6 separate regions of the Mus musculus genome follow, and regions 1, 2, 3, 5 and 6 are each linked to region 4. The links are chromatin loops, found by intact Hi-C in ENCODE. Cell type or tissue: left cerebral cortex. All regions are shown on one strand. Region 1 overlaps Snx30 (sorting nexin family member 30). Region 2 overlaps Snx30 (sorting nexin family member 30). Region 3 holds the start of Ptbp3 (polypyrimidine tract binding protein 3). Region 4 overlaps Susd1 (sushi domain containing 1). Region 5 has its middle 12 kb from the start of Hsdl2. Region 6 overlaps Inip (INTS3 and NABP interacting protein).

Region 1 (5,000 bases), 480 kb before region 4:
ACAAAACCAACGATCCCGTGGAGAGAACAGGACTCTAGTCTCAGATGACAGCAAGCGTGCTGCCTGGAACTTGCTAGCACAGAACAGCATCTGCAGTGCAGTAATGAGCTGGCTGCACACAAATGCTCATTTTCATGAAAGAACAGAGGCATCCCACAGTTACTTCTGACTGAGTTTATGGGCATGTTTGCATTGTATTATTTTAGCTTACTTTCCTTTTCTGTTTTCTACAACAGATTAAGTACATAAAATAAAAATTGAAATTTCCACCACAAAATGGATAGACACGTGGTTAAGTGTCCAATAATTAATTAGCTGTTACTGTGTTGTGACTTTCTAAGAGGCTGAAGAGAAAACAGCCAGGAGGTTCCAGCCCTGAGAAGGGGCTGTGCTGACCTCCAGGTCACAGAGGAAGACAAGAACCGTAGAGATTTGATGGAGCACTCCATAACAAAATGCCTTCAGCTAATTTCAGCTCAGGCAATATGGCTCTGTACCAGTCGTCAGGAATCTGAATTAGAGGGGCCAGAGAGGTAGCTCAGTGGACAAGACTGGTGGATGACTCCAAAGACCAGGTTTGCGCCTCAGCACCCACGCAGCAGCTCATGATCATCTGCAGCGCCAGTACCAGGGCATCCAACGCTGGCTTTGGCCTCCAAAGGGCACCAGACATGCAGATGGTACCTAGACATGCATGCAGGCAAAACACTCATACATATAAAGTAAAATGTTAAACATTAAAAAAAGAAACAGTCTGAATTAGGGGCATAATAACACACACCTTTAGTCGCAGTATTTAAGAGCCAGAGGTGGGCAGATCTCTGTGAGTTCCAGACCAGGCAGGGCTACATAGTGAGACCCTGTCTCTCACCACCACCACCAACCCCACCACCACTACCACCACCACCATCAGTTGGTTTCAGGCCCCAGAACAAGCAGATGAGGTGCATATTTTACATACCAAAGCAGACCTAGCCTCCAGGTTCTCCCAGCATCCTTCAGTCCCTACCTGGCATACCCTGCCCCCAACCCTGAACTCTCTAGCCCAAGGGCTGGGCTGCCCTTCTTCCAGAGGCTCTTTGCTGTATAACTCAGACATTTTGGTTTTTCCTCCTCCTCCTTTTCTCCCTTTTCCTCCTTTTCTTCCTCCTCCTCCTCTTCCTCTTCTTCTCTATCCTCTTCCCAGCCCCTTCTTCCTTCTTTGTGAGCAAGCACACGTTCTCTTCACTCTCTCCTCTCTCTTTCCCCATGGCGACTTCCCTGGTCTCCTTCCTTGGGGCCATCAAACTCACCCACCCAGGACACCTTCCCAATAAACCTGCATTTATATATTTTTAATCTGGCTTGAATTGGCCCATTTTACTGGTGGAGAGATCATTTATCAATCACCACCACACTCATCATTTAGAGGATCTGGAATCAGAGCCTTGAACCTGTAGCACCGCCTGCCCTGCACCAGCTGTCTGAGGTCCTCAGCAGAATGCAAGTCCCAGTGCAGGATCTTGTGACCTCATCCTCCTCTTTCTCATTCCCAGATGTCACTACCTATCATGATAATAAAACGTAAGGTCTCAGCAGTGACTGCTCACCCCAGTGGAAAACCAGGATATAATTTGGAAATGGCAGTTTCTCAGTTACAAGGAATCAAATAACCCCAGGAGAAAGGACAGAGATAAGAATGCAGAGGGGAGGGGTAGGCTAGGATGGAGCAAGGAGAGGAGAGATGGGGGAGCGATAGCAGGTGCATTAGCCAGTGAGTCGGGTAAGCCCTGCAGGATCTCTTTACTGTGTGTGGCCAGGAATAGGACTGCAGGGTACAGGAATCAAGCAGTGTAGAAAACTGTCAGGGTGCATAAGGGCTGCTTGCCAGCAAGGCAGTCACCCTGCCACCAGGCCGCTTGCTTATGTACCCAATCAAGAAAAGCAGGTTTTGTGTTTTACTGACTGCAGGGTGAAAAGTAACCTCACCCCGAGGGAGAGGTAACAAATGCTAAGAATTCCTGGAGCTATGCAAATCACCCCAGGCCCTCACTCAGACCTGTGCTTGGGAGCCAGGTGCGAAAAGACGGGGTGGGGTGACTTTAAAAAGCTGAGAATGGTTTAAATGTCCACCAAAAATTTTTTTTTAAAAAGACATTTGTATAATCGTTGCATAATCAGGCAGAGGCCCAGAGAGTGAGCTAAGCATAACGATGCGAGCAGAAGGGCCTCAGCAGCACTGTCCAGTGGGAGGAAAAGCAAGAGCGCACACGCACTGGAACCCACACTGTGTGTACTCTACGTGTGTGCCGTAAATGAAAGAAGTGGAGGCACACCACTGCAGCAACGGCTGCTTCTGGTGAGAAGATTGTCAGCCGAGGAGAACAGGGAGGCCAGGCTTGCGCCTCTGTATTTGTTTGTGTTTTACAACCAGTTAAACTATTTGTGTGATTTTAAAACACAGTATTTCCATCCAATAAAAGATGAAGAAATATGTGAACATATTTCATTTTGTTTATCTTTCCTAATAATTTAAACAGGTATAGAACCTACCAAAATTTTACAATTAAAAAAAAGTTTGTTGGGTATAGAGGCACACCCTGTCACCCTAGAGGATCACGAGTTCAAGGTCAACCTGGGCTACACACAGCAAGACCTTGCTCCAGCCCCCCCCCAAAAAAAAATCATTAATAAACCATTTTCTTAATTGAAGTAAAAAGGAGGCCAGGAACATGGCTCAGTGGTACTGCACTTGCCTGGCATGAGTGAAGCCCCAAGTTCAATTCCCAATATAACTGGGGTGTGAGAGGCTGAGGACTGAAGAAGAAGAAGAGAGATGCAGTTTATCTGAGCTACTAACACCACCCATAAAACTTCATGAAACATCTGTAATTCTTTCCACAGTATGTGATTTGTGGTAAAGGAAAAACAGAAAAAGAATGCTTTCCTGACTAAAGCACTTACTACATACATACATACATACATATGTGTACACACACACACACACACACACACACACATATCCTGGTCACATTCGCTACCTCCCTCTTAATCCCTCCTAACCCTACCAAGTTCTCCCCGCCCCACCCCACTCTGCCAGGTCCCCATCCCTCTTCCCTGTCTTTTTGCTTTTTGTAAAGTACTTTTAAATTATAAAATACAAAGTGATGGTAAGAATTTTCTCCTTAGTAATAGAGATGATTTAGATCAGCAATTTCCTATTAAGGAGCAACCTTGATCCCCAGCAGATATCTGGCAGTGTCTGAATATATTTGATTGTCACAAAGGGAGTTGGAGATAGTTGGAAACAGCTACAAGTACCTAGTGACAGAGCCTAGGGGTGTCACTACACATCCTACAGAAAGTGTTGCTCATCCCAAAAGATGGATACTGCCAGTCAAGAAACCCTGCATGAAAAACAACACAGCCTAGGGATGGGGCTCAGTGGTGGAGTGCTTATCTGCCCAGCAGGCATAAGGCGCTAGGATCTATCCCCACCCTTCCGCCAAAGAGTAAGAATTAAAGTATTCTTTTACAAGGAAATTATATAAAGAATGGGAACACTGTAGTCTTAAAGTTTCATGTTAGAAACATACTTAACAATTTTGTAGCCCCATACAAGTTATTCAGTTTCCTCACCTATAAAATTCTAACTAACAAAAGCCTTTTAGGATTGCTGTGAAAACTGTCCCCTGTCTGTCTGGTAGAAGGCATGGCAGGCCGTCACAAGGCTTAGGTTCAGGCCCCTTCTGTCTTTAACTACATTTAGGCCAAATTACAACCAGGGTCTCACTACAGATTTAAGTGGATATAAGGCCATGCATATTGTGAAATGGACACATTAAGCAAAACTGGCATATGACACAGAGGTATCATGGGGATTAAATGTTTAATTTAAACTACTTCAGCCATAACTTCTCCTCATTTTAAGAATAAAAAAGTATATAATCCTTTTAGCTTTTAATATAATCATTCTATCCCATAACTATAGTAAGAGTAACCAGAGGAGACGAAGCACAGGCAGAGGGAGGGTCTCAGTCCACAAAGGGCACTGCGGTTCTGGGAGGACCCCAGTTCATGAAGAGCACTGCTCTAGGTTCTAAGAGGATCTCAGTTCACACTGTTCTAGGCTGATTCCTACGGCTGTGATAAAACACCAGGACCAAACTTTGGAAGGAGAGGGTCTATTTGGCATACACATCCCAATAGGAGCTTAGAGGCAGGAATTGATGCAGAAACCTTGGAGGAAGGCTGCTTACTGGCTTGCTTCTGGAGGCTCATGTTTGTTACCTTATACATCACAGGACCACCTGCCCAGGGGTGGCACCACCTATACTGGGCTGAGACTATGCCAATCATTAATTAAGAAAATGCTCCACATACTTACCAACAGGCAGTCTTATAGAGGCATCTCCTTAATTGGAGATCCCTCCTCCAGATGAGCCTGGCCTGTGTCAACTGACCAAACACAAAAGCACATGTCTGAACCCCGACATTCTGAAACAAGACCTACTTTGGTGGTGATCCTGTATGTGATGTAGGTCTCCATTGTGCAGACGTGCTTCTTAGGATCATCAACTGTGACAAAGAGATCTCTGGCTTCACCATCAATGTCATCATCAAGCTGAAGTCTGTTCAGAAGGGAAGATGAAGAAGCTGGGCTGGCAGTGCCTGCTGGAGTACCACCGTTGGGCAAGATGAGATCCTGGAGGAAGAGAAGAGCATCCTTAGACCACAGGGATGGAGAACCTCACCAACCACAGCTGCCGCAGCCACCGCAGAAACACCTCAACAACAACTTTGACAGCCCCAGTGCTTCTGTTCACTCCACGTGTCTCAAATGAACAGGTCAAAGGAAGACCTCAACCAGGAGCTGGAACGGAGGCCATGGAGGGACGCTGCTTACTGACTTGTTCTCCATGGCGTGCTCGGCCTGCTTTTTGAGAACACCCCAGGATCACCTGCCCAAGGATGGCACCTCTTACAGTGAGTGTGGCCTTCCCACATTAATCATTAATCAA
Region 2 (5,000 bases), 490 kb before region 4:
ATTCTTTTCAAGAAATGGTTTTATCTCCACACTCCCCGCCTCAGCAGTCAAATCAGAAAGCACAGCCATCCTCACGTTTAACAACAGCTAATCTAAGATAGAGAGAAGTAAACTGACAGATGCCTCAAGACCACCGTCCCCTAGGTTTCACAACCAATTTGAATAGATTCTAAAGTTCCTTTATTTACTTACTTACTTACACGCACACAGAGTTAATTTTTAAAGGGGCAAAGAGGGGACTAAATAGATGGCACAGGTTTGCTTCCTAGTACCCATGTCTGGTGACTCACAACCACCTGTAACTCCAGCTCCAGTGACAAGGGACATCCACACCTCTGGCTTCCAAGGACACTGGCACTCACATACCCACAAACATATACATAACTAAAATAAATCTCTAAGAAATTAAATGGAACAGACATTTCTCTAAGAAGACATGCAAATATCCACCAAGAACATCAAAGGATGTTCTCAGTTGTCAGGCAAATGCAAATTTAAAAAAAAAATCACATTATGATATCACCTCACACCCACTAGGACAGCTATAATTAAAGACAGATAATAATCATTGTTTGTGAAGATGTAGAGAAACCAGAACTCACACACCATGTGAGGGGATGTCAAAAGGCTGGCAGTACCTCGAATGATTACATGCAGAATAACATATAATTTAGTAATTATACTCCTAGGTCTGCATCCATATAAATAATACTTGGCCACAGGAAGACTTATACACAAATGTCTGTAACAGTATTATGCCTAAGAGCCAAAGGAGAAAACAAACAAAATTCCATTTGAGGGTGGGCAGACAAAATGTGGTATGCTCACACACAGACTATCACCTTACGGTAAGAAGGAAGTCCTAGCCAGTGCTCCACTGTGAGTGACCCTTGGAACATGCTGAATGTAAGAAAGAAGACGACACCTGAGAGACAGAGGTGAGGCCACCAGGCTCCAGAGAGGACAGTGACAGCGAGGACTTTGAGGTTTCCCTCTGGGGTGCTAAAAGGTCCTGACACTGATTTGTTGGTTGTTCTACAAATCTGAATACACTAAAGCTTTGAAACGTACATTTCAAATGACTGGGCTGTGCAGATGTGGCTTCCGTGGGACTTTTTAAAAAGGAGGGATCATGGGGCCAGAGAGAAGGCTCGGTGGCTAAGAGTGCATTCAGCTCTTGCTGAGGGCCCAGACTGAGTTTCCAGCACCCACATGGGGCAGCTCACAGTCACCTATGTAGAATTCTGTCCCCAAGGAATATGGCTCCCCTTTCTGACCTCCATGGGCACACACATATGTACATAAAAGTAAAAATAAGGTCTTAGACAGGTGGTGATGGCGCATGCCTTTAATCCCAGCACTCAGGAGGCAGAGGCAGGTAAATCTCTGAGTTAGAGGCCAGAGAAAGTTCAGGATGGCCAGGACTACACAGAGAAACCTTGTATCAAAATAAAACAAAACAAAACAAAACAAAACAGAACTCAGTGATGAAGAGCACTTGTGCCTTCAGAGGACATGGGTTTGATTCCAGCATCCGTGTGCTGATTCACAACCATCTGTAACTGCAGTTCCTAGAGATCTATTCTTGTGAGCTCCTTGGACACCAAGCACACATATGGTACACATGCATATATGCAGGCAAAACACGCATAAAATAAGTCTAATAAAGAATTTAAAAATAAATTCTCTGTTAAAGGAGACAACAAAACCTAAACAATAATTATGCCGCACACTTACCTAGTTCTCCATTTTTGTTAAGGTTTAGTTCAGATTTCTTTAAAAAATATATTTTTATGTGTATGGGGGTTCTACCTACATGTATGTCTATGTTTCCTATGTGTGCCCAGTGACTGTGGATACCAGAGGATGCCGGATCCCTGGAACTGGAGTTATACTCAGCTGTGAGCCACCATGCACATGTTGAGAACCTGGGTCCTCTGCAAGAAGAGCAAGTGCTCTTAACCTCTGCGCTGATGAGACAGCCGCCTCTGTTTACAGGCGACACTCAGTTCTCAGGCAGAGGTCCCTTGTCTATCTTAAAATTCTTCACCCTATCTACGTTCCTACCAAGATTAGCTACCGGGTCTAGTGAGGACGCAGCTGCTGCTTAGATACTGAGAGGTGACTTCTAACAGTTTCTGTAGGATGATGTGTTCATTCCTCATTTGACTTCTCTATTTAAACAGAAATACTTCCCTGAATTAAATCTCTCTACTTCAGCTAAGGGTCAAGGTCTTGTGAAGAAACTTAAGTCTCTGCCTGCTTCTAAAGCACTTCCCTGCCCACCACACTGCCCAGCCACTGGAGACTACAGAAGACTATCTGGATCCTCCAGAGACACATACACTGCCTCGTGGGAGCTACAGACTGGTGGCACTACATTTTACCAGCAGGTGTCACTCTCGAGCTTTTGAGTCTCAAGTGCCAAACCAGAAAGAAAAGAAACAGAACAGCCAAGAGGGGAGCAGGGCTTGGGCAACAGTTTCCCTGCAAAGAGCAAAGAGAGAACAGAAACCCCTAAGTCATGTGACCTGGATTAACAGTTTACTGCGGTGGCTTTCTACTCCTAAACACCTTACTCCATCTTCATGGTCTAACCAAGAAAACCTTGAGACAAATGTCCACTGAACCTTGCTAGCAAACCCCAAAACTGTCAAAGGTTGTCAAAGACCAGGAAAACTTGAGAAACTGTTACAAGCAAAAACTGCCAAAGGGGTTATGTATGACCGATGTCCTGGTAGGGAGCCTGGAATGAAACACATCAGGCAAAATACTCACCTCGGAATAAAGTACCGAGTAAACAAAGCTTATCAAATGATGACGCCAGCTAGCCCATTAACTGGGACAAGCATTTCACATCTGTGCAGAATGTTAGCCATGAATGCAACTGGGTACTGAGTATGGGAAACCCTGTTCTCCTATTTTTACAATAACCCGAAAACTCTTCTGAAATAAAAAGCATATGTTTAAAAAAAATTACCACTAGCTGCCAATTTGGCCAAGTAGGATTCTATTTTAAGGTCTTGTTCCGACTGCTTTAAAATGGCTGCTTCTTTTTCAGGCACGTTCTTAAGTGACTGGAGGGCAGAAAAGTAAAGAAGCAGACTCAAAAGACCAGACAGGACTTAGGGTGGCAAAAGAGAAGTCTGGGGACAGCGGATTCCTGCGGGCCCCATTGCCTCCAGCCCTGTCCTGGCCACAGGGATCACCTTACCTCAAAACCCTACAAACATCCAGTATTCACTGCACACATAGCCATGGTGGGTGACAGAGGTGAGAAGGTGAAGATACGACTGGGAACTGGGCAGCCCCTGGGGTTAGTCAATCAAGGTCTTGTCAAAGGATAAATTGGCCTTTGAATAGTCATACGCTCTAAACTTTCCTAAAGTCTCCAAAGACAAGTAATAATTATCTTAACTTAAAGGCCTTGGAAAACTACCCAATGTATATTGATTATTAGGTCTTTAAAATTTTAGTTATCACCCATTTTAGAAGGGGGGGGCAGGGAGTTGTACGGGGTGGGTCCATTCACGTTGCTTCAGTACAGAGGAGTGAGTGGTTTTCTTGCTTGAGTTTTAAATAAAAAACTGTGGTTGTGAAGGGATGGTGTGCCAGATTCCTGTCCCCATTGGCCACAATCTGAAGCGTCGGCTTTGCCTTCTTGGTAGGCAGCCAAACCTCAAGAAGAATGTCTGCCAAGTGGGAAAAGCAGTTTTGGTCGGTGAGACTCACTTCCAAGCATCAATCTTTTTGCTTTTTGTTGTTGTTTGTTTTTCCAGACACTGTCTCGTACAGTAGCAGAGACTTGATGGAACTCATTATGTAGCCCAAGATGACCTTGAACTCACAGTAATACTCCTGCCTCTACCTCCTCAGTGCCAGAATTATAGATGTAAACCAGAATGCCCAGCTACCAAACTTCAGTCTTTTAAAGAGGTGGGGTATTGGGATATTTCCCTTTTCAAAAAAAATAAAGACAGACAGACAGAGACAGACAGAGACAGACAGTAATAATACAAGTGAAAATCAGAGCCAGGCACCATAGCTGTACACAGGGCTGAGGCAGGAGGATTGCCACAGGCTTGACGCTAACTTGGGTTAGATAGTGAGTTCTGGGCCAGCTTGAGAAATAAGATAATATCTTGTACTGGGAAAAAGAAACTTGAGCAGGGTGGTGTAATCCTGTAGTCCTAAATACTGAAGGAGCTAACGCTGCCTCCAAGTTCAAAGCTCTCCTAGGCTACAAAATGAGCTCAAGGCCAGCTTGAGTAGCTTAGTAAAACTCTGCCTCAAAGAGTAGGGGTCCAACTCGGTATAGAGCATATGAAGAGCAAGTATGAGTGCCCTGGTTTAACCCTCAGTACCACATAAGAGAGAGACAGACAGAGACAGAGGACAGATGGAGAGACAGAGACAGGGAGCGGGGAGATGGCTCAGGTAGTAAAAGATCTAACTGAAAAGCTCCATAGGCCAAGTTCAGTCTCTGGAACCCATGTGAGAAACTGTGTGCAGTGGTGCACATCTGCAACCCCAGCACTCCTGCAACTGAGATGGGAGGCAGAGGCAGGAGACTCACCACACGCACGCACCAGCAGCCGGGACTACAGGGAGCAGCAGAAATAAGAGAAACCATGCAACCAGGTGGAAAGCAAGAGCCAACTCCTGAAGTTGCACTCTGACTTCAAATGTGTGTTATGACATGCATGTGTGTGCAGAAACACACACAGACATATACACATGCACAAACATACACACACACATACATAAATAGTGTTTTGTATTTTTTTTCTTTTTTAAAGAAAGGAGGATGGGGGGATGGTATGGGGGACTTTTGGGATAGCATTGGAAATGTAATTGAGGAAAATACGTAATAAAAAATATTAAAAATTTTAAAAAAAAAGAAAGAAAGGAGGATGGGAGGAAAGAAAAAAGTAAAAATCCAGCCCACCTTACCTAGCAGGCTGGCAGTGCAGAGTAGAAGCTGAGAGTGTGAGACACTT
Region 3 (5,000 bases), 170 kb before region 4:
AGGTCAGACTGCGCTACAAAGTGAATTCTAGGACAGTTAGAGCTGTTACACAGTCATTATTTTAAAAACCTTGTAAATTGGCATATTGGTTTTAGAATTACCTTCATGGTATTTATCAAATTTGATGTGCTTATACCCTTTGTTCTGGAATTCTATCTATAATATTATATTCCATAGATGTAACCATATGTGGTCATAGCTATGTGATGTTTTGTGTGGCATTGTTAATTATTTTGAATAGCTACAAATAATTTAGGCATCCACTATTTTGGAAAAAAACTTAAATAAAATATGGCACATTAAATCATGAAGTACTATGGGGTATTAAAATGAAGTAAATTAAAATATTGTAATTAAAAATAGTTAAAGTAGGCAGGCATATGTCAAAGTTCAAGGCCAGCCTGGTCTACAGAGTAAGTTTCAGGACAGCCAGGGCTACACAGAGATCTCAACCCTATCTTGAAAAACCAAGCAACTAACTAAAAACAAACACAAACAAACAAACAGGGAAATTTATTATAAAATATACCTCAAATACAGCAATAGAACACTCCATCGGCTGCTTCTCTCTCCCTTCCTCTTCTCTCTCCCTTCCTCTTCTCTCCTCTCCCTTCTTCTCCTGAGTGAGTGCTGGGATTAAAGTCATGTGCTATCACCACCTGGTCCGCTGCTTTTCTCTGACATTTTATTATTACTTTATTTTTCTGTGACCTAGGATGGCCTGAAACATACTATGTAGCTCAAGGTAGCCTTAAACTCAGGTAGGAATTATAGGCACAGTTATGTGCCTATATACCAAGTTGCTATTTTAAAATCCCATGTGGCAATGTAGGGTGGAAATGTTTCTAAACTTAATGTTTAGATTTAACATACAAAATGTTTTTTGACATCTTCTTGAAAAGGGGAACTGAAATTTCTTTAAAAATGACCTTCCTGAATTGCAAGCTGGTTATACTTTTTTTTTTTTTTTTTTTTAAAGAAGTGTCTACTTATTTTAAAGTAGGTAATCAGGAAAGAGATTGAAGTTGTTACTTCCTTTGAAATGGTGTGGGCAGACTTTGAAGACATGGCTTAAATGGCTCAAATTTCAATGATCTGTGAATTGAAAAAGCATTCCGTTCGTTCAGAAGTAGATGTGCTTTGAAAGAGGGGGAACGTGTGTTCTCACTAGTTATACACATTATATGTACTAAATAGCTGTTTTACGTTTTACGTGTAACTTGGTTTTGCTCATACTAGAGGAAAGGGTTTTGGTGCAAACAAAACATTTTCTGGCTGTGAAATTTCGGAGATCTCTCGCGTACCTGGGAAAACATTAATCCTTTCCAATCAGGCTCCCCCAGCCCCGCCCCGCGGAAGGATGAATAAATAAACTTATAAAATACTGGCATTGTAATGGCCATTAAATAGCTATGCAATGAAAGTTTCTTTTAGTATTTGATTGTTGGGTAGAAAAGCACTCAGATTAAAACCGTGTGAAAGTGAAGATGGACTTCAGTCCTGGGCAGTCTCATCTACTTCATTTCTTTCCCAACCACACCTATCCGTCCAGTGCAGGTCTCGGAGGTCAGGGTCTGGCGGACAGGCTACCGTCGCTGCTCTCAGGTCCGGAAAGACCACTGTCCACCCCTGCCCCGTGGACGTCGCGCGGGTCCCCTGCCGTGCTGCCAGCAGTGTCGCCCGCCAGTAGTAACTCTGCTCTGCTTCAAAAGTTCCCTGGGGTCCCCAGGCTTTTCTAGCCAGCACCGTTCAGGGCCCTAAGCCTGAGTCCCGGGAGCCGGAAGGCCCGCGGGCTTGTAGGAGGGCGAGTCGCGAAGCGGGAAGCACAAGGCGCGCGTTCCCGCGAACGCAGGCGCGACGCTGGGCGGGGGGCGCGCACGCGCGCGGAGGCATGGGCGGGGGTGGTGGTGTCGGGGCGGGGCAAAGAGGCGAAGGCGGGAAGAGGGCGCCCTGGAGTCCAGCCGAGCCCCGGGAGGGCGTCGACGCCGAGGGGGCGGGGCCAGGCGAGGCGGGAACGCGCTCGCGGGCCGGGAGGGCGGGGGCGCGGCGCTGGCGAGAGCGTGCCCGGTCCCCGCCCCTGTTTCCCACTCTTCCTTCCACCTCTGACCGGCCGGAGCTGCGGAGCGGCTCCGCTCGCTGGTTTCCCGGAGCCGCCGCCCGCTTTCTCCGCCCGCGGTGAGCCCGTCAATCCCCGCACAACGCGCTCCTCCATCTGGGCCATGGATGGGTAAGTGCCGGGTGGCCGTTCCGGGGCTGCGCTGGCCTCGTTTCCTCTCGGCGACGCGTCCCGCCGAGGCCGGGGAGCAGGGCGCGACGCCGGCTAGCGGAGGAGCGGCCCGGGGCTAAGCCCGACGGCAGGGACCTTGGGAGCGCGGGGGTCTGTCCGCCGCGGTCTCCGCTTCCTGCGCGCGGCGCCCCCGTCACGTCCGCCCCTCGCAGCCTCGGGGCGCCTTCGGGAAGCAGAGACGAGCCAGGGCCGGGGTGCCGGGCCGGACTCCCCACACTTCCTCTCAGAAAATGGTGCGCGGCGCTGGCGGGGGCGGAGGCTGAGGCGGCCGCGGCGCTCGGGGAGTTGCTGTTTACCGGTGGGGTGGGGCGCGCGGCGGAGCTTTCCCCCGGCGGCGGGCCCGGGCGAGCGGCGACAGCCGTCTGGGCGGCGACCGGGTCTCGAACTGCGGGCCCGTGCGGGTCTCGGAACCGGCGGGGTCTCCCGATTTGGGCTGTGAGATACGTTAACCACTTCTAAATACCGAGCGTCTGCACTTTATCACCAGGGACGCTTCCTCTTCGTTCCCCACCCCCAAGAAACTTCGTGAATTCGCCTCGGGCGATGTCAGATATTGTGTAAGTGTAGATTTCCGGGCGCTTTCAACTGCTCGGTTTAAATGGGGTCTGTGACTAAAAGGGGGAAAAAAAAAAGAAAAAAGAAAAAAAAAAAAAGATTTACAGTCACCTTTTCCGAGCTCGTAATTTCTCTGGGAACTCTGGAACATGGGGCAGGACCTGATGTATTTTAATAAAAAGCGTGAATTGAGGGTCATATAGTCAAGATTAAAAAAAACCACCAACAACTCCAAGTCAATTAGAAATTCCACCTTTTATTTATTTAAACCTTTGCCGTTTGAGTTGTTCCTTAACCCCCTCCCCCGCCGACTTTTGTTGACAAGGATTCTATAAACTGCGGAATGGTGGAGCATATAACTTGTTTGAAAAGTAAAATACATTTAGTAACTTGCCGCGTAGTTGATCATACGTGTTTAAGTGAGGACACTAGAATTTTACAATTTTTGCCCTCGTTAGGTTTCGTTTATCTTAATTTCACAATATTGTGATATATGGTTTATCTCATTTGAATGCAGATTGCACACTGCTGCAGATATCAAAGTGCAATTTTAGATTTTGATTTATGGTTGTGATGCTCTTTAAAGTATTTTTATTTAATGGGAGCTACTTTGCGAGCGAACGCTTCACCTTGAGCATTGGCTTCTCATTACCCGACTCTGATTCATTTTACGTGTGAAATAACTTTCAGTGATTTATGCCATAAGTGCCATTATATCAGTTCAGGAAGGGCTATGAAGTGTTCGTCTTCAGAAGGTTCAACTTCGGGTGTGGGGAAACAAGTTAGCTTTTTGTGTGGTGAGATTTAAAGGGCTTGACTGTTCGCTTCTTCACTGTGAAGTGCAAGCTCCTCCCCCACAGCGCAATGGTGGGGGGCAAGGGTGACTAGGAATAGTCACCCTTATTCAGCATCTACGGTTTATCTGATCCAGAACAGAGAATCCATAGGCTTTTAGTGAGCATTTGCTACTTACTACATCTTGTTAAAAATTACCTTTTTAGTTGGCTTACAAAGTAACAGGTTTTAAAATGTTTCACATAGACACACACACACCACCTCATTCATTCTGCTCATACTTCTCTGCCCTAGCCTTCCCAAACTGACTTGTTGATAGTTTTTAAGAACTTTGCCTTGCTTGTGGAATTAAAGCTAAGAAGCCGGTGATGCAGACGGAGGCATTCAAATGGGGAAATGTTGTTTTGTACATCAGGACCAGCAAAGATACTATTACACACTCGTAAAAAGTCTAGTGTATCAGCTATTTATCAGGCTTACGTTTCAGAGAAATGAATACAAGTTTCAGGACTCCACAAGGAAAAAAAGGAATGGTTATTGTTTAAAACAGTGAAGTTTATACCACTTGATGCAAAGGCAAGTTTACATACCTTTAGGAAATTATGACTCTATTGATTAGTAACGTAATACAGAACTGATGTGTAGCTTTCTTTTAGGAAATATGGAGCTAAACTGCTAACTGAAGCTATAGAAGAGGCCAGTTTTGGTATAGCTGCATAGGAGTTTTCACACATTATCTTATAGAGTGTCGCTTTTAATATAGTGACCTATGCCCCAGGCAAGCTTATTAAATTTCATTTTCCCACAGCTTGCAAAAAGCCCATTTCCTTTATTCTGAGTAGTTAAAAAACAAAAACAAAAAAAACAAAGCATACTAGCCAACATATTTTTAGTTCCTCCTCGAATCCCAGCTCTCTGCCTCCCCCCCCCCATCCCTGTGTGTGTGTGTTCATGTATGTTCTTGTGTGTTTGTGTGTTCGTTCATGTTCATTTCTACCATGGTTTTTTGTATTCAGAACAGTATTGATGGATAACATTTTTAAAATAGTAAATCTGAATGGTGTGTACAAACTGATGCTTGTAGTTATTAGCCTGGGAGACAGTCATGCTTTTGTGAGGCTTTCGGGTGATATGAAGCTGACTTACAAGATGCTTTTTGTGGCTGTAAAGTTCAAGCCCAGGTTCTGTTTTACCGAGGCTTCAGGGTGTGATCACTCCTGTCAATGATTTAAAAGAATGAACTTTGATGATTTCAGTTTCGGTTTGGACTTGTCAAAGTGAGATAAACACATGCTTATTGTATTGAAGCACAACTGTTCTTTCCTACACACTAGAGAGTAATTTGTTTCTTGCGTTGATGTTG
Region 4 (5,000 bases):
CTGTACAAGAGAATTATGTTAACCTACGGGTGTTTCCGGCCCAGGTTCCTTGTTCCTCATGGTGGCTAAATCTGTTCTTAGCCAATAAAAGGAGTATCAATGGTGTATCATTTCCTGAGGTAAAGAATTATTGAATTATCATTCTCATTTCTCCACCCTCCCCCTGTGTGTGTGTGTGTGTGTGTGTGTGTGTGTGTGTGTGTGTGTGTGTATGTGTGTGTGTGTGTGTGTGTAAGCCAGAGAGGTCAACTTTGGGTATTGTTCCACGGTAGCCATCTGTTTTGTTTTTTAACTTTAAAAAGTTTTATTATTTTTAATGATGTGTCTGTGTGCAGTGACTAGAGGTGCCTGTGTCAAATCCCTTGGAGCTGATCTTATAGGTGGTTGTGAACTGTTTGATGTGGGTGTGGGTGCTGGGAACCAAACTTGGGCTTTTGAAATGAGATCTCTCACTACTCTGATCTCACCTACTAGATGGGACAGGGATCTATCCATCAGTCTCCACTTTCCTAGTGTAAGCATATAATGCTAAGTCCAGTTCTGGGCCTCGCTCCAGCATCCCAGAGTAGATTCCAGTGGTATCTAGTGGCCCATCAAGCTGATTACAGTAAATAAATAAGTGAACAGGAAACAAATGAACATCGGGTCTGAGGCTCAGACACAACTCCTTGTGCCTGTGTGGTAAGTCTCTTCTCACTTATCTTGATGGCGGTCTTGAGTTAGTTTTTCCCCAAACAGAACCAGAAGTGCGTATTATTACATTAATGGGGAGTAAAGACTCAGGAAGCAGGATTGGGGACCAACAGAACTAACTAAGAGAAAGAAAGAAACAGTATGAGGATGCTACAACATCCTGGACTCTCTGAGGGGGCGGGGGGCGGGGCGCTGCAGCATCCGGGTCTCCCTGGGTAGAGGGCGCTGCAGCATCCGGGTCTCCCTGGGCAGGGCGGTGCGGCAGCATCTGGATCTCCTCTGGGTACGGGACACTGCTCCACTGCGGATACAACTTTCTGAAAGGCTGTGGAAACTCAGTCACTTATGACAGTGCCTCCAGGGACAAAAAGGGCAATAGCTGGTTCACTAGTGCCGATCCCCAGGGGATTTAACTCCTCTCCCCTTCCAGGCTGCATGTGCTGGAGTGCGTGAGCCACAGAAAGGAAACCCCAGAGCAGGAGGCAAGAAACAGTCACGTTGCCAAGGTGTATGCAGGGCTGGCATACATTAGACTTAAGAACCTGGGAAGTGTCTGGCTCCGCAGGAAAGCTCAAACAGGGTCATGGAATATTCTTTTTGGATGGAATGGCAATTCTTGTCTCCAGGAATGATAGAGCAATGCCTAACTTAAAATGGGTATTTGTTGTTATTTTTCCCCTCCTTTTTGATCTTATTGTAAAAGAAAGTTGTTTTATTATCCTTTAATCATCTGTTCCTAGTGTACAGAAACGCATATTTACCTTATGTCCTGCATCATTCCCGGACTCCTTTCCTGGCCTTCATAGGTTTATGGGTTTGTTTGTTTGTTTTTTAGGGTTTGAATTCTTTAGGTGTCTGCATCTAAGATCATGCCATTTGCAAAGAGAAATAGCTTTAGTTATCTGTCAGAGATTTGACTTTAAGAAGTGAAAAGGTAGGTTCCCCCATGCCATGCTGAACAACTTTTAAGTAGTTGGATAGCAGCGCCCCTTGGAAACTGTGCTACTTAAGGGAGTCGAGTGTTTTCCCACACTGCCAGAGTCATCACTGAAGTGCAAGGTTTTTTAGAACCAGCACAAGTGGGAGAAATCTGGCTTCTCACCAGATCAGGATCCCATGGCTTCTGCTAGAGGAGACCGTGGGTGACCAGGAACTCTGTGGAGAACTTACTTCTTTGCCCCAAGCTTCACCTGAGGGACCGTCCTTCATGGTAACACATGCCACTTCCCCCTTGGGATTCTGCAGTCACCTGAGTGAATGCCTACCACCCAGGCTGAGAGGAGCGAGGAGCAGTAGCTCTCTCCTGTATGCCTTAAGGAAGCTTCCAGTCGGAGCTCATTTCTGGGCCTCGCTGCAGCCTCTGAGTGGAACAGCAGTGGCATCCAGTGGCCCATCAGACTAATCACAGTTGGAGCCCTTCCCCACCCGCAGGCAGGAATCTTTTCCTTTTTTTGCCTGGTCAGGCAATGGGCCAGGCTCATTCATGATGAACCATCTGGGATTGCTTGAATTGCTCAATTCAGCATCCGAACCAGCGCGTGACTGGTGAGCAGCCGAGATACCAGCTGGACAGAGGCCCCGAGTCCACCAGGAGCTCCCCAAAGCCCATGGTTGAGGTTCATGTGTCAATTCTTTTATTTATTTATTTTTCTATTCTAGAAATAATGATAGAAATTCATGATGTGTTGGTGTTTAATGACACCTGTGTGAGATGGCAAATAAGTCCAGAGAGAGTGAACGCCAGGATCGTGTACTTGGTAAGCAAAGGGAGGTGCTTTACCTTGCAAATGCAGAAATGGAAATATGAGCCAAAAGAACTTGCCTATAGGCGCTTCACTTCCCCTCCCCCATTTTCCCTCCTCCTTCCCCACCACCCACCATCTCCTTCCTTTCCTTCTGCTGGCTCCTCTTCCTTCCTTCAGTCACACAAAGTGAAACCATATTTGTTTGCAAATGTATAGTAACAAGCTACAGATAGTGTAACTCATGAAACAGCACACAGTTAATTACTTGGTATAAGCTGGTGTAGACTCTTGCTTGAATATGCAAGTCTCCGTTCCTTGGCACATCTTCTTAAACAGAGATTCTTGAAAACACACATCAACGTTTCAGTTAGAGCCAACACAAAGGCCAAGACAAGGTTAGAAGATGCTTTCAACCTCCATTCATTTAGAAAAGAATTGTTTTCTCTAGCAGGCCGTGAACACTGTTATCACGCAGGTGACCATGGTGGAAGGCAAACCAATGATGCTTCTATAACTAGGAAAACACCAACTAAACCACACTGTTTAGTGCTGCTATCTTCCAGCTATACGGTTTCAATGAGAAATATGAAGGTTCTTAGTCAGTCTAATTGTTTTCTGGTTCTATTGCCCTGTTTTAAAAAATGGGTGGGATTTTTGAGCTATACACATATTTCACATCTAGCATGTATGCCATCTGACCAGGTATGAGTGTGGGACTGGCATTTCTGTTTGGCATTCTCTTTATTGCTCGTTTCCAAGCACTTGTGCTTTCCTGCCCCAGAGAAGGCTGGACGCACGTGCTGATTTGGCAGGAGAACTTCCTTTTATTGTTGATCTTTTGTGGTCAGAAGAGCCATGAATTCTCACTTCTGTCTCAGCTTAGGTCTCATTGGTTCCTGGGATGATTAGGCCTGGTCCTCAGGTACCTGATGGCAGAGCAGGCCCTCTCTCTCCTCCGTGGTTATTCAACTCCGGGGTTACATAGTATCTAAGATGGGACCCTCAGAGAAACAGCGCTCAGCACCATAAAGCCTCCGTTATTCTGACTGGAGTCATGGTGGATTCTCTTGTCTTTCCTCTTCTAAAGATACGCGTTGAAAGACAGCAGCCGGATGCTGCGGAATCAGTTTATGAGGAGACAGTCAATGTGACCACAGACAGCAGAACCCCAGAAGTGTGCCTGCACCTCCAACAAGGAACCAATTACACCATAAGCATTTCTGCAGCCCCTCCCAGGCGCTCTGTGCCCGCCATCCTTGGCTTCCAGACCCCTGGTAGGTAAAGGGAAAGAGGCATTTCCTCCTGGGGAGTCCTGAGCACAGATGTGGAGAACCAAGAGGGGAGGGGATTTCTGTTGGTGTGGGCAGAGGGATGAAGCTACTCCGTGGGTAGAGCCAGAGTAGGCGTAGTAGGAAAAATTCTTATTCTGTTGAGGTCCAGCTGAATGGCGCTGGCAACTGTTTCTCAGCTGAGTCCTTGGAGACAAGTGGTGGTAGCAGAAGGAACATTAGATGATGATGTCATGGGTTTCCAGATCTACAAGAGATAGAGGATCTTACAGCTTATATTTGCTAGAAAGCCCAACAGCCCTTTCTTTCCTTTGCTTAAGAAAGAGGAGGAACAGAGGAGCTGAAGGGTGGCTTCTTATTTACTATGAACTGGTCTGGCTGCTGAATCGGCTAACAGTGGTTACGCGGGAGCAGGAGGCAGCCCGAGGGTGCAGAGGGGTCCATATTGGTTGAATGGGGGAGTGGACCCAGAGGAGCATTAAGAAGTAGGAGCAGGAGCCAGATGTTGTAGTGCATGCCTTTAATCCTCGCACTCTGTAGTCAAGTGGGTTTCTGTGAGTTCGAGGGCAGCCTCATCTATAAAGAAAGTTCCAGGCCAGTCAGGGCTGCTTAGTGAAACCATGTCTAAAAGAAAAAAGAGAAAGAGGAATAGGGGCTGGGATGATGGCTCAGCTCAGTTAGTAAAGTGCTGGGCACGTAGCATAAAGACCTGAGTTTGGATGCCCAGCACCTGTGTTCAAAGCCCTGAATAGTCAGTCATGTATCTGAAATCTCAGCGCTGGCAGACAGGATGCCTGGGGCTTGCTGGCCAGCCAGTGAGTTCCAGGCTCAGTGAGAGACCTTTTGTTAAACATAAATAATTCAGGGCACCCAGAGTTGACCTCTGGCTCCTCTGCACACACATGCACCCTAGACACACGCAACCATACACACATATAAACACATGCATGTACAAAAACAGGCTTGTATGCGAAAAGTAGGAATAGATCACTGCATATAATTTATGGGATTTAAAAAATATTCCATAATCAGAGTGAGTTGTGTGAACTTTATGCTCAGGCTGGTGCAGCAAGCACTTTGCCAACAATGCTGCCTGCACAGCTCACATGGGTTCTGTTTTGCAGAGACTTCAGGACCAGAGAGTCAGCTTAGTAGACAGTACTTACTCTGCTTGCAGAGGGTCCGTCCACAGTACCCACGTGGCAGCTCACAACACTGTAACCCCAGTTCTGGGGAAGCCCATGTCCTATTGTGACCTCTATGGTCACTGTCA
Region 5 (5,000 bases), 190 kb before region 4:
TTTGATTCAGCAGCAGAAGCCCAAGCAAGAGAGATAAAAGGTATTGGGGTCCAGCAGATTAGAACTTCATAGGCAGAGGGGCCTCTAGTTATAGGACTGTCTACCTGCTCCCTGCCCCTTACCTGGTACTCCATAAATCTATTTTCTCCCTCCCAAGTGCCCTCCTTCCCAGTTTTTATGTGTGTGTTGTATGTTCTTACATGGATGGGGGTATAATTATGTAGTGCACATGTGTTTGCATTCATCTGGGGGGCTAGGGGTTGTTGCCCTTGAGACAGTCTCTCAATCAAACCCAGAGCTCACCAAAAGATATGGCTTAGGCTTACTAGCCAGTTTGCCTGGGAAACGGAGGCTGAAATTACAAGCAGGTACCACACCTGAGGTCTTTGAACAACTTTTTTCAGCCACTCTCAAAGTATTTTGTGCTTCAAAAGATGCTATCAAGAAATGGAAAGACGACTGGGCACGGTGGGACACGGCTGCACTCCGAGCACTAGAGAAGAGGAGGTAGGCGGATCAGGAGGAACTCAGGGCCATTCTTGACTTCACAGTGAGTTTGGTACCAGCCTGGTTACATGAGAACCCCATCTAGAAAAGAAGAAAAACAAAGTGGTAGAGCGATCTATAGAGCACCCAACCAGATCTAACATCTTCTAAATGATAAAGAACTAGTATCTAGCATTTATTTTTTTTTTTAAAGATTTATTTATTTATTATATGTAAGTACATTGTAGCTGTCTTCAGACACTCCAGAAGAGGGAATCAGATCTCGTTACAGATGGTTGTGAGCCACCATGTGGTTGCTGGGATTTGAACTCTGGACCTTCGGAAGAGCAATCGGGTGCTCTTACCCACTGAGCCATCTCACCAGCCCGTATCTAGCATTTATGAAAAACTCACAACATAGCAAGAAAGATAACTGGCCAGAGAGTTTTAAATGGACAAAGTGGGCTACCGAAATGACTCTGTGGGTAAAAGCGCTTGCAAAGCCTGAGTAGCTGAGTTTAAATGCGCTCGGTGGAAGGGGAGAACTGGGCTTCTCCAAGTTGTAGCCACTGTGGCACACAGGTGCATGCATGTAGTTTTAAAAAAGTGATCAAAGAAGAGCTGGAGCCATGCCTCAGTGGTTAGAACACTGGCAGCTCTTCCAGAGGCCTCAGATTCGTTCCCAGCACCCATACGGCAGCTCACAACAGTCTATAATGCCTGTTTCAGAGGTCCTCTTCTGGCTCTGTGAGCAGCGATGCATGCATTGTGCACAGACATACACATAAAAATAAAGCTAAATTTTTAAGTTGAAAAAAAAAATATCAATGATCTAGAAACACCCAGCCTGGTTCTACAGAGTGAGTTCCAGGACATCCAGGGCTACACAGAAAACCCTGTCTCAAAAAACCAAAAAACAAACAAACAAACAAACAAACCAAAAACCAAAAAAAAAAAAAAAAAATCTAGAAACACTTGGAGGCTGAGGCAAGAGGATCGTTTGAGTGCAAAAGTATGATTTATGATTTCAGACTAAGCCACTCAGGGACACTCCATCTCCAGAAACAAAAGAAAAAACCTCCATAGGATCTGAATAGAAAATTCTTCCCCAAAGACAAGCAAACAGTCAACACGCAGACAGGGAAACGCACAGCAGCATTAATGCAACCAAATACCATGAATTTACCTCACTTTGTAGCCACAGAATGGCTAAAATCAAAACGATAGAAAATAACCAATGTTCAGGGGTTAGAGAAATTGGAACCCTCAGACATTGCAGCAAGGAATGTAAAACTGTGCAAGAAGCATTAGGAAGCAGTTTCACAATCTCAAATAACGGCCTCACCAGCTCCAGGACGTCCATGCACACACCAAAGAGAAATGAAAGCAAACAGTCCAAACTACCACCAGGTGGCGGTGTTTCTTTAAAATTCAAGTTTGCCCACCAGAAAAATGTTAGCATCGCGATAGACAACTATAATTTGAGCTAAGGCAAAAAATACGAGGTTCCCTATAGAGCTGCCATCAAGAAGAATACATATAGATAAAAAAAATCTTTAAAGAAAACTGTTTTGAGAAAACAAAATATGTTATATAGAATGTATAATGTAATGATCATTTAAATCCCTAAAAGAAATGTATTGGCCTGGAGCGCTCAATGTTCCTGCTTCTCCCTCTCAAGAGCTAAGATTACAGATACTGCACCTAGATAATAATACTTTGTATTTAAACGCTCCCCCATCTGGTGGCTAACAACCACCTGTAATTCCAGACTCATGCGATCTAAAGCCCTCCTCTTCTGGACTCCATGGGTACCTTCATATGCTTAAACACACACACACTAAAATTGTTTTGAATTTTTTAAAATTTTAATTAAAAAATAAATCTTTTAAAAAGAAAAAAAATTAACTGTATGTTATGACCAAGGGCAGATATTTTCAGTGACTTTAGGAGAGTCAAGGGTCTCTTGAAAATGTTCGTTTTCTTCTCACACAAGATAGGTCGCTTTGCCCCAGAGTCGCCTTCTGAGAAATCCCTGGAGTTTTCCGAGTGTAGCAATTGCTTCTGTTATGGTACCAACCTTCCATATAGGATTCCTGTGTCTCCTCTTGTTTGCTTCATTACTGTCAGGGGTTATGCGATGTTGTAGGATATCCTCATCCCTGTACTGTCATTTGTATTTCCCTGGTGATGATGTGTAATCCCAAAGGCAAGGGAGAGAGCACCCTCTTCTAATACTGGCCTTTATATTATCATTACGTTTTTCATCTCTTTAAAGCAGAGGGAAGACTTTATATCAACTACACTGTATCAAAACATAGTTTTGTTCTTTTTTTTTTTTTTTTTTTTTTTTAATGTTTAAGATAGGGTCTTTTTATGTAGCCCTGGCTGGCCTGGAACTCACACTTCTTCCATGTCAGCCTTCCAAATTCTGGGGCTACAGGCATGGACTAGCAAGCCCACTTCTGGTTTTGTTTTGCTGAGTGTATTACAGAGCTCTTTCCATGTTTATACCCAAAAAAAACCTACCTTAACCGTGTGTGTGTGTGTGTGTGTGTGTGTGTACATCATGTGTACTTGACTGTGGATGTGTGTGCTCTGGGTGAGTGTGTAAAAGTCAGAGGATGACTTCAACTTTGTGGACTTAGTTCTCTACCCAACCTTTAAGGGAGTTTCAAGGATCAAACTTAGATAGCCATGCCTCTCTGTGACAAGCACCTTTGCCTGCTGAACTTTCTTATCAATTCCCTACCTTAACTGTTTAAAAGCAGTTTATAGTCTGTCTTCATCTGAGTGTGTTCCAAATTAATGTAATCCTTTGTATCTGCGGTGAAACACAAATTTAAGACATTTAGGTATTTTCAGACTTGTCTCTATGATAAAGTGTTGCCATAAAAAATATTTGGACATGTGTGTACTCTTGCTCAGCACCCCTATTTCTCTACCATATATTTCTGAAAGTAAAACTGTTTGCTCGATGGATAATCACATGTATATTTTTCATGACACAGCTAATAACTGACAGCAAGATTTCCCAACCTTAATGGTTGGCCTTTGTGGTTAAATAATTCTTGTGTAGAAGGCTATTGTGGGCGTTATATAATAAGTTCAATAACTTCCTGGTCTGTAATCTATAGATGCCAATAGCACCCTTTGCCAGTTTATCCACTTACTATAGTAAAACACACCTAACATAAAGTCTACCACTCTAACCTATTTTACAAGGAGAGCTAGCTGAGCAGCACTAGATACATGACACTGTTGTGTAACTTTGCCTCATCCATTGCCAGTTCTGAGTTTGAACAGCCAAAAACTGTCCCTTAAAATTGCTGAAAATCTCCAGAGGGCAAGTTGTTGTGATGGTTTGCAACACCACGGAGAAAAATCTAGAGTGCAAATGTCATGAACGGCAGTAGCAACAGCCTGCAAAACAAAGGCTGAGGAGGTTAAAGGAAAAACAACAACACGCTGTCCAGGATCTCAGTGTCTCTCCTACAAAGAAAAGACATGGCTATGGAGAACATTATCAAAAGCGGGTTGTGGTGATCCATGCCTGTAATTCACTGATTGGGGGGCTAAGTCAAGAAGGTAGTGAGTTTCAGGCAAGCCCTGGACTCCAAGTAAGATTCGAGCTCATAAAAAAACAAACAGAAGTTTGCTTTTTTTGTTGTTTTTTGAGAACACAAAAACGTGAGAGAATAGATAGCAACTATAAAGGGAAGATAATGCATGCAGGGCTTTTTTTTTTTTTTTTCTTTTTTCTTTTTTTTCGAGACAGGATTTCTCTGTAGCCTTGGCTGTCCTGGAACTCACTTTGTAGACCAGGCTGGCCTCGAACTCAGAAATCTGCCTGCCTCTGCCTCCCAAGTGCTGGGATTAAAGGCATGTGCCACCACGCCCTGCAGGTCTTATTTTTGAGGTCCAGGCTAGCCTTAAATTGATGGCAGCTTTCTGAGTACTGGGACTGCAGGCATGAACCATTTCTTGGCTGCAATATGTGTGAGTACAGATATATTAAACATATACATTGATCTTTAGTGTGTAGATTTTAAGTGGATTACTGGATCATAGGGTGCTTCAAGTTCTAGTTATCCATAGGCTTAGATTTTTTTAAAAACCTACTTTAATAAGGGTTCTCAAATGCTTTGACTCTCCTTTCTATCTAGCTCACTGTCCAAAGGTAGGGAGAAAAGATTTGGACAAGGGGATGCGGACCTGTTTAGAAGTAGTTCATTGGGGTCATTTCAATCTCCATTTGTCAGGATGCCAGCAGTCCAGTTCAGTGGTGTCAGGATAGAAAGCATGAATCAGCAGTGGTGGCACGATCCAGCAGAAACTGCCAGGCATCCACCAAATCAGCAGGAGTCAGTGGAAGCGACCAGGACCAGCTGGAGTTCTCTGCCATGCCTCTCTCACAAAGTGAAGACCAGTGAAGACGCAAGACCAACAAAGAGCTATGCAGTTGTATTGTCACTGTCTGCTGAGTCCTATTTACACTCTTTCCAAACACCATG
Region 6 (5,000 bases), 400 kb before region 4:
CCATGCCGTGCTCCAGCCCCAGCCGTGGGAGACGCGAGTCCTTTCCACCCGGCATCTGCTTAGAGCTCGTGTCTTCGCTCAACAATAGTTCTCTACTTCCGCAATCCCGTTCGCGCCTTGTTTTGTTTTGAGTCAGGGTCGGGCTGTGTAGCCCTGGTTGGCCGGGTACTCGGGGTTCTTCTGCCTCATCTTCCAGAGGGCTGGAATTACCGCTATGCGCGGTCACGTTTTTAAAGAGCACATTTGTTAAATTAGTTTTCCTTCCCCCGCCCCCTCCATCCCCAATCCCGTGTGATTACTTGAATGAAACTCAAGGGTCGAGGAGTTTGTCTTGTGATTCCGGCGTGGCCAAATGCAAAACTTTTATTTCTAAACTTAGAGATGAGCAGGCTTGGGGTTGGAGAGGTGGCTCAGCCGGTAAGAGCACTTGCCCAAGCATTAGGGTCTGTGTTGGAATCTCCCGGCATCCATGGCCGAAGACAGACACCTGCACCCCAGAGCTGAGGGAAGGCAGAGACGGAGGATCGGTGAGGGTGGCAGCCTAGCTCCGGGCTCAGTGAGAGACCCTGTTTTCAAGGGAAGAAGGTAGAGAGTGATAGCACAAGGCATCTGATGCCTTTTCCTGCCCTGCTCACACATGCACCACACACACAAAGGAACCAGGAGTCCAGGTTTCCTTACTAGTTTTGTGACTGTTGGCCTCCACGTACATAAAAATGCTCATTAAAAAACATTTTTGGGGACACATCTTACACAATATATGGCGCAGAGTAGATACTTGTTAGGTTGGTTGGTTCTTTCTTTCCTTCTTTCTTTCACCAGCACAGCAAATGCTGGAATTTGTTTTTTAAATGAACGGAGAGTGCTTTTTATAGAATTTTATTTTTCTTCCTAGCACTGATTATGTGGATACTTTACAAAAGGTTGATATATTTGGTAAATACATCTTGATGATGTAAATTAAAAGTTATGCTAAATGTTGGTATTAACAACTTAAGTCCTAGAAAAAAAAAATGTTCATTTAATGAAGTGCATGAGGAATTTGCAGAGCTAAATTTCTGATTTAAGTCTGTGTTTTTTACGTGTATCTTTCTTAAGAGACTAAGAAACCAAACTCAGCCTAGCTGTTCTTTTTTGAGTCTGTAATTTAAGGCCAGTGCATTTTATGTGTGCACAAAAATTTTTTTACAGATGATTGTAAAGTCCTGATCAGTGGCCACTGAATATAATTGACCCAGAATAGGAAGATGGCAGCAAATCCTTCAGGACAAGGTAATGCATGCTGGGACTTCTGTTATTACTAGGAACGTTCTCCCATACAGTAAATATATTTGAGGTAGAGAAAATTTAGTATAGAGCAGTTACTGCATCCAGAATTATGAATAGCAAAGTGGAATCTCCCAATTTAAAATCAGTTTAGCACTGTATTAGCAACATATTTTTTAACATTACTAATTCTTTACTTTAACCTGTCAAGATTAGTGATTCACATCGTAAACTTTTTTCCTTCTATTTACTTTTGTATAGCGTGCATCTGTGTATCTGCATGTTTGCATGTGTATGGGTGCATGTGTGTGTAGGGGTGGGCGTGCATGTGGAGACTAGAGGTTAACATCGAGGATCATCTTCCAGCACTTTGCACCTAATTCATTGAGGCAGGGTCTCTCAGTCAAATCCAGGGCTTGCCCATTGGCTACTCTCGCTAGCCAGCTTTCTCTACCGTTCCCCTCTCTGCCTTCCAAGGCTGAAATTATGCTACATATATGTGGGTTCTCGGGATCTAAACCCTGGTCCTCATGATTTTTGGGAACAAGTGCTTAACCACTGAACCACCTCCCCAGCCCACATCATAAACTGTATCCTCTGGCATCTGTTTTCTTGCTTTTAAAACCGTTGTCAGATAATAACCATGCCTTTATCTTCATTGCTATAAAAGTTTCAGTCATTTCACCTGTTACGTTTTTAATCAAATCAGGTTAGGTACAAGTTGCTGTTAAGGAAATTTTTAAAAAATGTTTTGTTGAAATAAAAATGTATTCACGTGTTTTTAGCTTTCTGAGGGCTATGTCTTGGACTTGTGTCAACCTCTTAATTGCTTAGGCTTACAAGTATGGCCAGATTCTTTTTTTTTTTTTTTTTTTTTTTTTTTTTGAGACAAGGTATGTAGTCTTGGCTGCCTGGAACACACTATGTAGACTAGGCTGGCCTCCAACATAGAGCTCTGCCTGCCTCCCTAGTGCTGGAATCAAAAGCATGTGCCACCACACCTGGTAAAGGTATTAGCTATCATTTTGTAAGTATTTTTATGCCAATAATTGAAACAGGTCTCTTTCCACATCAGGCCCGAACCATTTGACTTTTAGGTATGTTTGATTCATCATCTCAGGTAAAGGTTGTATTTATGGTCTCTTAACTTCTTTTGAAAGGTTCAGATTAAAGTAATTTGTATTTGATCCTCAGTACCCCCCAACCTCTGCCCAAACTGAACCACAATGAAAACTATGAGAAATCCATTTAGGAAAGAAAAAAAAAATACTAAAAAAAGCCACACAATAAAAACATATAAATTATCTCATTCTAACTTTTCTCTCTGCAATTACAGTAGGAACAACCCCTGTTAGTGTAGCTTTTTGTTGGCTCATAGTCAGATCTACTATGAAGCATCCAAAACCTAAAGAGTAACTAGTTGGTTAAGTCATTTGACTTTCATTGCCGTTAGGAATTCTGTTGGTATCACCATGGAGCTGCTGCTATTGGACACCAGCAGGGGGAGTCTATATCATGTTCTATAGACTTGAAGATTTTCAGTGAAAAGTTTAAAAAATTAATATTCATTGATGCTCAAAAGTTTTTTAAAAATTAATACTTGTTGATGTTCATTTATTTGTTTTGAGATAGGGTCTTTACTGTATAGACCTGGCTTGGCCAGGGTTTTTGTTTGGTTTTGTTCTTTTGCTTTCTTTGTTTTTGTTTTTCAAGACAGAGTTTCTCCATGTAGCTCTGGCTATCCTGGAATTCACTCTGTAGACAAGGGTGGCGTCAAATTTACAAGGATATGCCTGTCTGTGTATCCAGGGTGCTGGGACCATTGCCATCTGGCTAGCCTGGAACTCTCACACGTTTGAATGTTTTGCCTGTATTGCCTCCATGCATGCATTGCCCTTGGAGGCTAGACAATCTCCACTCCCCTAGACGTATGGGTGCTGGCAATCAAACCTCGGTCTTCTGAAATAGCAACCGCAGCTCTTGATTGCTGAGTCATCTCTGCAGCTCCTCAATAAAAATTTTAAATCTTCATTGTATTTTACCACCTTTAGTATAACATCTCTACTTCTCTGTTGTTTGTGTGCATAGAAATTAGATGGAGGTTGATTATCAAATGCCTTGGTTATCTTAAATAGTAACGGAAAGAAACATGATTTTCTTTTTTTACATTTTAAAGTATACATTTTATTTTATTTTTATTTTTATTTATTCATTTTACATACAGATTATGGCTTCCTCCCCTCCTCTTCTCCCATTTCCTCTCTTTCATATCCCCTCCCCCATATCTCCACAGAAGAGGGGAGGGAATCTTATGGATATCGACCCACCTTGGCATATCAAGCTGCAGTAAGACTAGGCACATCTCCTCCTACTGAGGCTAGACAAGGCAGCCCAATTAGTGGACAGGGTCCAACAGCAGTCAGGTAACAGTCAGAGACAGCTCCTCCTCCGGCTGTTAGGAGTCCCACATGAAGACAAAGCTGCACAACTGTTACACAGGTGCAGAAGGCCTAGGCTTGTCCCAGGCATGCATGCTCTCTGATTGGCAGTAGTTTCTAAGGGCCAAGGTTAGTTGATTTTTGTAGGTTTTCTTGTGGTTCCCCAAGCTCTCTCTAATGTTTGGCTGTAGGTCTCTGCATCTGAAGAAACATGATTTTTTTTTTAAATGAGTGTTAGTATATGCCTTATAATTCATTAATGTCTCTGGTGCAAGGGCCAAATATCCATTGTACTTACTTAATTATTGGCTTTATTGGGAGAGCCTAGAAGGTAGTTAAGCACACTGGGTAGATTTGTGAGAATAGTTAAGAACAGTGTATGTGTGGCTTGTTATATCTCAGGAACCATCTGTCCTTGGGCAAGGGCCTTACAGTTCAGAGGCAGAGTTTTATGGATCAGTAAATTAAAATTTAAAAGATAACTTTGGTTTTCACATGTGGTAGCTTTTAATTGTATTCTCAGCACTTGGGAGGTGGAGGCAGGAAGATCAAAAATGAGAGATCATCTTCAACTACTACAAAAAGAAAAGAAAAAAGAAATTGTTACATAAATAAACTGTTAGTTTTTCTTGTTTGTTTTGAGATGCCTTGCTGGGTGGCTTTAAACTGAAGGTATAAACCAGGGTGGCCTCTAGGTTGTGACAACATAGCACTGCCTTCAAGTACTGGGGTTTCAGTATTATCATTATACCCAGCTCAAGGTAACAACTATTATACTCTTTAAATTTTCATTACAGTTGAGCAACGTATAGACTTGATATTTCTTTTATTTGAAAGCATTCTGGGGTATTATGTATGTTTATAAAGCAATAATTACAAAGGCAAAGCAAAAATCCTTTCAAAAATTTTCTAAGACGAAACATTCAGTGCTGGATAGGAACTTTTTTTTGTTTGTTTGTTTTTGTTTTGTTTTTTTGAGACAGGGCTTCTCTGCGCAGTCCTGGCTGTCCTGGAACTCACTCTGTAGACCAGGCTGGTCTTGAACTGAGAAATCCACCTGCCTCTGCCTCCCAAGTGCTGGATTACAGGCGTGCGCCACCACTGCCCGGCCGAACTTATTTTTAAAAGTTAGTTGTCATATAGTGTAAACCCTCCATAAATAAAAGCACCTGGGAATTTCAAAAGCCTAATAAATAGTTGAGTAGCCTAACAGTTACTCAAGCTGTAATTCTGGGAATCTCCTCTTGTCTTTCTCCCTCTCTGTGTCTTTCTCCCTCTCCCAGTCTCTTTTTAGCT

Evidence for each region. Hi-C counts contacts between places; a loop is a spot of excess contacts. Peaks named below come from ENCODE experiments on the same cell type or tissue, not always from the same donor. Only the 100,000 strongest peaks of a DNase experiment are listed, where the experiment ranks them.
Region 1: it touches region 4 in a loop (4-fold over the local background); 4 of 42 quality-filtered maps call a loop at or near these places.
Region 2: it touches region 4 in a loop (4-fold over the local background); 4 of 42 quality-filtered maps call a loop at or near these places.
Region 3: a loop joins it to region 4, with 5 times the contacts of the local background. A loop is called at or near these places in 4 of 42 quality-filtered maps.
Region 5: it touches region 4 in a loop (11-fold over the local background); 17 of 42 quality-filtered maps call a loop at or near these places.
Region 6: a loop joins it to region 4, with 3 times the contacts of the local background. A loop is called at or near these places in 7 of 42 quality-filtered maps.

The regions. Positions count from the first base shown.
Region 1 is chr4:59,857,129-59,862,128 of GRCm38, reverse strand. Snx30 (sorting nexin family member 30) reads right to left here. Exons shown (of 9, transcript NM_172468.2): 2 at 4,493-4,684. Among named protein-coding and RNA genes, the nearest start is that of Snx30, 54 kb to the right of the region's middle. In left cerebral cortex, no CTCF peak of the experiment used is centred here; DNase peaks (open chromatin) are centred at 59 and 2,225; H3K27ac peaks cover 780 bases.
Region 2 is chr4:59,868,490-59,873,489 of GRCm38, reverse strand. All of the region lies in intron 3 of Snx30 (sorting nexin family member 30), which reads right to left. Among named protein-coding and RNA genes, the nearest start is that of Slc46a2, 44 kb to the left of the region's middle. In left cerebral cortex, a CTCF peak has its summit at 2,388 (motif pointing right); DNase peaks (open chromatin) are centred at 2,395, 3,006 and 3,657; H3K27ac peaks cover 504 bases.
Region 3 is chr4:59,546,375-59,551,374 of GRCm38, reverse strand. It overlaps Ptbp3 (polypyrimidine tract binding protein 3), which reads left to right and starts at 2,011. Exons shown (of 14, transcript NM_178164.3): 1 at 2,011-2,227. In left cerebral cortex, no CTCF peak of the experiment used is centred here; DNase peaks (open chromatin) are centred at 1,971, 2,520, 3,638, 3,938 and 1 more place; H3K4me3 peaks cover 2,737 bases; H3K27ac peaks cover 1,239 bases.
Region 4 is chr4:59,378,311-59,383,310 of GRCm38, reverse strand. Susd1 (sushi domain containing 1) reads left to right here. Exons shown (of 17, transcript NM_001163288.2): 7 at 2,353-2,450; 8 at 3,526-3,712. Among named protein-coding and RNA genes, the nearest start is that of Susd1, 58 kb to the left of the region's middle. In left cerebral cortex, CTCF peaks have their summits at 921 and 2,087; DNase peaks (open chromatin) are centred at 1,010, 1,126, 2,133 and 3,838; H3K27ac peaks cover 1,114 bases.
Region 5 is chr4:59,566,622-59,571,621 of GRCm38, reverse strand. No RefSeq gene overlaps it. Among named protein-coding and RNA genes, the nearest start is that of Hsdl2, 12 kb to the left of the region's middle. In left cerebral cortex, a CTCF peak has its summit at 1,891 (motif pointing right); a DNase peak (open chromatin) is centred at 1,894.
Region 6 is chr4:59,778,526-59,783,525 of GRCm38, reverse strand. It overlaps Inip (INTS3 and NABP interacting protein), which reads left to right. Exons shown (of 5, transcript NM_001013577.1): 2 at 1,192-1,272. The coding sequence starts at 1,248. Among named protein-coding and RNA genes, the nearest start is that of Inip, 2.8 kb to the left of the region's middle. In left cerebral cortex, a CTCF peak has its summit at 2,765 (motif pointing right); DNase peaks (open chromatin) are centred at 99 and 2,756; H3K4me3 peaks cover 909 bases; H3K27ac peaks cover 216 bases.